2 separate regions of the Homo sapiens genome follow, and region 1 is linked to region 2. The links are chromatin contacts, found by Hi-C or POLR2A ChIA-PET in ENCODE. All regions are on one chromosome and are shown on one strand. Each heading gives the region's core, a stretch centred on a gene start or an enhancer-like site at or near the end of the contact. The rest is flanking DNA. Distances are from core to core; before and after follow the strand shown.

The links. Hi-C counts contacts between places; a loop is a spot of excess contacts on that map. ChIA-PET counts read pairs that join two places held with the same protein, here RNA polymerase II (POLR2A). Pooled maps may share reads with other maps.
Region 1: a loop to region 2 is called in a map of PC-9, with 6 times the contacts of the local background. The contact joins two enhancer-like sites. A Hi-C loop is called at or near these places in 2 of 168 maps with a recorded cell type or tissue (CD14-positive monocyte and PC-9), 1 of 37 single-sample maps with no recorded cell type and 4 of 50 pooled maps. POLR2A ChIA-PET finds 5 or more read pairs at or near these places in 4 of 52 experiments (CD8-positive, alpha-beta memory T cell, MCF 10A, OCI-LY7 and 1 more).

What each region holds. Positions count from the first base shown.
Region 1 is chr3:177,448,484-177,451,183 of GRCh38, forward strand. All of the region lies in intron 1 of LINC00578 (long intergenic non-protein coding RNA 578), which reads left to right. Among named protein-coding and RNA genes, the nearest start is that of LINC00578, 7.9 kb to the left of the region's middle. Within about 2 kb of position 1,333, at least 14 of the 41 ENCODE cell types and tissues checked have a DNase peak (open chromatin) inside an H3K27ac peak, as active enhancers do; they include CD14-positive monocyte and PC-9, where a contact is called at or near this core.
Region 2 is chr3:177,613,890-177,616,589 of GRCh38, forward strand. The region is part of intron 2 of LINC00578 (long intergenic non-protein coding RNA 578); the gene reads left to right. Among named protein-coding and RNA genes, the nearest start is that of LINC00578, 170 kb to the left of the region's middle. Within about 2 kb of position 1,307, at least 9 of the 41 ENCODE cell types and tissues checked have a DNase peak (open chromatin) inside an H3K27ac peak, as active enhancers do; they include CD14-positive monocyte and PC-9, where a contact is called at or near this core.

The sequences.
Region 1 (2,700 bases), core at 83-2,582, 170 kb before region 2:
AAGAGTGAGTATGAGAAATAAGATTTTCCTACAAACCCAACACTGTTATAAAAAGAACAAAAGTCAACCCAGTAAACATCTTATTACCTTAATGAACACTAATTTGATACTTGTGGAAATGCGCTTCAGATTGAGCTGTAGTGTACCGTGAGCCTCTTCAAGAGAACTATTCAAGAGAACTGTGCCGTTTTTGAGGCATTTTTATAGTAAAGCTGGGTTAATTGTGCATCATTTTTATTCATTTCTTTCTACTTGGCAACACCCAACTAAGATAATTTGAGTTAGTGGATGCAGGATATTGAGAACTTCTGAAGCTAGTTTTCTTTAAACTACTAAAAAAATTTATATTCACATAGTTTGGGGTCCTTCTGTCAAAAATGGACAGAGCCTAAAGCGTATTACTTTAACACACTACGTGTACAAGCAAAGCTACAAACACCTATGGAGTAAAGCTGGTCAACTGGGCTGAGGCCAGTCCATTTTTCAAGCTTTTATAAAGATTACTTCAGGTGACAATTTTTACTGAAAACTTGTTTTGTTTTGGTTAACAGTAGTGATAGATTTGTAGATAAACTGAAATTCAAATGCTTATTCATGCTTCAATAAAACCCCTTGATAGGTTACGAGTTTCTTCTTGAGAATAGATTTCCTTACTGTGAACTACTGAGTATTTCCTGTTTTAGGTCAGATTGTAACTACCGCGAAATGATCTATTAGAAAAATTTGGGTCCTTCTAGTGCCAGAGGAAAGAAATGCACAATTAAATACACTCAGATACAAAAAGCAACTGAAAGACAAAGGAGAAGAGAATAGAGAAGAGCCTTATGGTCCTGACATTTTATTTTTGAAGTGTAAGAAAATGACATTTGAGATTTTAATGTGGTTTTGTCTGAGCTCAATCTAAGATTTTACTTATTTCTACGTAACACGTCATCATTAGTTTCAGCTGACCTCATTGCCACATGCATAGCTGAGGGCTTGTGGAAAGAAATCACAGGGATTTCCAGAAAAGGTGACCTCACCACAGAAGCACAGGAGCAAGGAGACCGAGGAAGGCTTCAGGGCTGAGAAGTGAAGTTAATGGGATGAATTCCTGTAGAAAGCTGCAATGTGCTGTAAACAGGGCCAGACTTGCAGTGGCACCCAAGCAATGAACAAAGGCAAATGGGTTGGGAGACTGTGGTTGAGCCCTTTCCTCAGGCAAATCTCCTTTCTCAAGGCCTCAGTTTCCTTTTGACTCAATGTGGCAGTTGGACATAGCTGGATGTCTAAGTTTTCTTTCTCAATGCTGTGGTTCTGGGTGACCAGGTCAAGAGCAGACTCTATTTCTGTTACGCAAGATCAGAGCTCAGGGCCCTGCACCGTCACCTGCTGTGGCTATGAACCCTGTGTCTGCAAAGAAAAGAGATGGGTGGGGAAATTGCATAACTATGAGCAAAATTGCAGGTCAGGTCTCACCCCTGTTCAGGAAATGGAAGGGTTTCCTTTTATCTTCTTGCATAATGGTATTAGCTAAAGATGAATTTATTATAAATAATAAAACAGTCAACATCTATTGAGTGGTTATGATGGGCCAAGTGTGACACTAAGGATTTTTCATGCACTGTCTCATTTACTTCTCACAATAACCCTTTGAAGGAAGTGCTAGCATCATTCTCATTTTTATATACAGATAAAATTGGAGGCCCAGAGACAGAGAATAACCAGCCTCAGTTTCCTAGACCAATAATGGCAGAACTTGTATTCAGACCCAGTTTGACTGCAGAGCCTGGGCTATTTATTGATTTATTTTGAAGTAAGGGTTGCACTCTGTCACTGAGGTTGGAGTGCAGTGGCACCATCATGGCTCAGTGCAGCCCTGACCTCCTGGGCTCAAATGATCGTCCAGTCTCAACCTCCCATGTAGCTGGGGCCACAGACATGTGCCACCAAGCCAGGCTAATTTTTGTATTTTTTGTAGAGATGGGGTTTCGCTATGTTGCTTGGTCTCAAACTCCTGGTTTCAAGCGATCCTCCTGCCTTGGCCTCCCAAAGTGCCGAGATTACAGGTGTGAGCCACTGCGCCTGGCCTGTACCATCTTTTAAAGTCTCATGGCCCAACAGGATGCAAGTTAAATACATATTGATACAATCACCTGGTGCAATTTTATTTTTGGAAAAACAACGGATGCTTACAGGCAAATAGAAATGTTCACTGGGGTCAGGCATGGTGGCTCACGCCTGTAATGCCAGCACTTTGGGAGGCCGAGGCAGATGGATCACCCGAGGTCAGGAGTTTGAGACCAGCCTGGCCAACACGGTGAAACCCCATCTCTACCAAAAATACAAAAATTAGCCAGGAATGGTGGTGCGTGCCTGTAATCCCAGCTTCTCGGGAGGCTGAGGCAGGAGAATTGCTTGAACCTGGGAGGCGGAGGTTGCAGTGAGCCAAGATCACACCATTGCATTCCAGCCTGGGTGACAGAGCAAAACTCCATCTCAAAAAACAAAACAAAACAAAAACAAAACAAAACAAAACAAGAAATATTCATCGGATGGCAGGATTATGGGTGGTAACTCTTTTTTCTCTTCCTTGGTGTTCCGTTAATGCTGTCTGTGTAATGAGAAACAAAATAATAATTTTAAAAACCCAAGGAAATAGATTTCTTCTTTGATGTACTCCTTGTAAGAATTTGGCTTCCAGTAAGCCACGTTCTTCTG
Region 2 (2,700 bases), core at 57-2,556:
TGAAAGGGGTTTAGTCAATGTTGGATTTTCAGCACTGTTCCCAGGAGGTGTCAGGAGCAGGAGGATTCAGAATCATTTTGCCATAGTGGTAGCCTTCAAGGAGTTTATAGTAATGTTAAATAGAAGATTAATGTTAAAAGAGAAACTTTAGCAGATTAAACCTTTAAAGAGTTTATTTGGGCAGACAGCAATTCATGAATTGGACAGCTCTAGACTGGAAGTGGTTCAGGGCTTCAGCAGAGGTGGTTGATGGAAAAGCTTTTACAGGGTGAATGAGAAAGCAGAGCAAAGAAATTATTTGATTGGTTGAAGTTTGGAAAATTGCCCTATTTGGACTATCTTGGTGGGAAGTTCAAGACAATAATCAATGCCCAGTTGGCTATGTGATTGGTTGAGCTTAAGTTTCATTTCTTTTAAATTAGCCTCTTGCATGAAATGAGGCTGAGCTAGGTTTTAGTTTCCTTAGGTAGGAACCCAGGGTTCCTGTCTAATGGCTTCTCATTTTATTATTTCAATGTTAACTTGCATAAATATATAGCAGATAGTACACAACAAATAATTGCTGAAGTTTGTGATACATCTTATGAAAATGTAGGTAGAAAATAAGGTGCCCAGTGAATGCTGGGCCAGACTTAGATTTCAGTCTATAACTTGAGAGAGACCTTCCCATTGAAGATGGCAGCCCTAAGTGGTTGTTTATATGGACAATGTACTCTGTGCTTTAGTTTGCTCCTCTTTCAATTGAGGGGTTCAATTAAGGGATCCCCTTAATTTCCATGGCCATATGATTCAGAAGTGTCAACAATGGAATAATCTACTATGTATATAGTTTGTAGAAAATAGTTAGAATGCACATATTTTTTCATCTTTTTTTTCCCAACCTGCCTAGGTGAAAATCTAACTTGGACATACTTCTTTATAGCAACATCTCTATAGATACAAATGACAATTTAGATCCAATTTATCACTTACTCATGTTAACTAATGTTCACTCCAGTCAGCTATATTGAAAATATTAAAATAATTAAACAAATTTCTGGGAGTTTGTGATAATGGGATTTGACTGGTTCTTCCTTTGGTATTTTCTGTGATGTTTCTCCTTCATTTTATTGCCAAAGTCAGAGGGATTGTTATAGTATAGGCCTGAAGCCTGCTTTCAGGATCTGTGCAGAACCAACCAACCAAGAGAGCCTTTTATTTTGTCCCCCAGTTGACCTCCTTCCAGATATGCTGAGTCCATTTCCCTGAAATGACTGAGCGGGGAGAGGTAACTGCAGCTGTGTTTGGATACCTTCTTTCTCTCCCTTGGCTCCAGCCCAGGGAAACGCACACACTCTTTCACAATCACACAAACCACTTCATTATCATATTTTTGAGGATGTTGGCCAGGGGAAAGGGCAGACCAGTCAGTAGGCTGGAAAGTTAGAAATGTGTGTGTTTATTTTTCCCTCCCCTCTCCACTGTGCTATTGGAACTGGTATAGAAAGGGAATAGTCATTCACAGTTGCCCCTTTTCAGGAGGGTGAAGTTCAGAGGAAGAAATGTTTGCATAGACATTTGATAATCATAATAAAAAGACCATTAGAAGCTCATTGATTAAACAGTTACTGCAGATTTCAACTACAACTTAGAACTGTTTTTTTTGTTTTTGTTTTTGTTTTTTTTTTTTTTTTAGACAAGGTCTCTCTCTGTTTCCTAAACTGAGTGCAGTGGCATGATCATGGCTCATTGCAGCCTCAACCTCCTGGCCTCTTGGGCTCAAGCAATCCTCCTACCTCAGCTTCCCGAGTAGCTGGAAGCACAAGCATGTGCTACCATGCCTGGCTAATTTTTTAATTTTTTGTAGAGATGGGAGTCTCCCTATGTTGCCCAGGCTGGTCTTGAACTACTGGGCTCAAATGATCCTTCTGCCTCGGTCTCCCAAAATGTTGGGATTTATAGGCATGAGCCACTGCACCTCACTAGATACTTAGGTACTTTGGAAAGAGGAGCCCAGATGGGCAAATGTATTAAGGGTTTGTCATTTATGATTGGCACTAGAGCTGTATCACATAGTGTGGAAGAAAATTAAATTAATTCTCTCCCTGTAAATGTGCTTTGTAAAATTTTAATGTGCTATGTAAATAAGTTGGTAATGTTTTCAATGCATAAAGCTGTAGCTTAGATTCAATGAATGTTTATTTTTAACTTATGAAGTGAGATTGTAGCTCATTTTATGAAAGAGGCTAACAAACCTTTGGATGTATAAATTCTGATATATCTATTGAACAAGGTATATGTTTTATTCAATGATCCGATATTGGTGACCTACTATGTGAAAATTACTTGAATAATGATAGTGAATACTTTTATGATACTATGGTTTACATGCTGTTCTTACATGGCATTAATTTATTTTGCCTCTATGAATACTATCGGTTATCACCTCCTGCAGATGAGGAAACAAAGGTATGGTTGTCTTTGACTTGGTTTTAGCGATGGAATTATAGGTTTCAAAAAATAGCATGGGAGTGCAGAGGGAAATCTAGGAGGCAGGATCTGAGTTGTGAACATTAGGAAGTTGCTAGACAAATGCTACGGTTTGAACGTGTCCCCCAAAAGTTCATGTGTTGGAAATGTAATCTCAATGCAACAGTCTTGGAAGGTGGGGCCTCACAGGAGGTAATTAGGTCAGGAGGGCTCTATCCTCATGAATGGCTT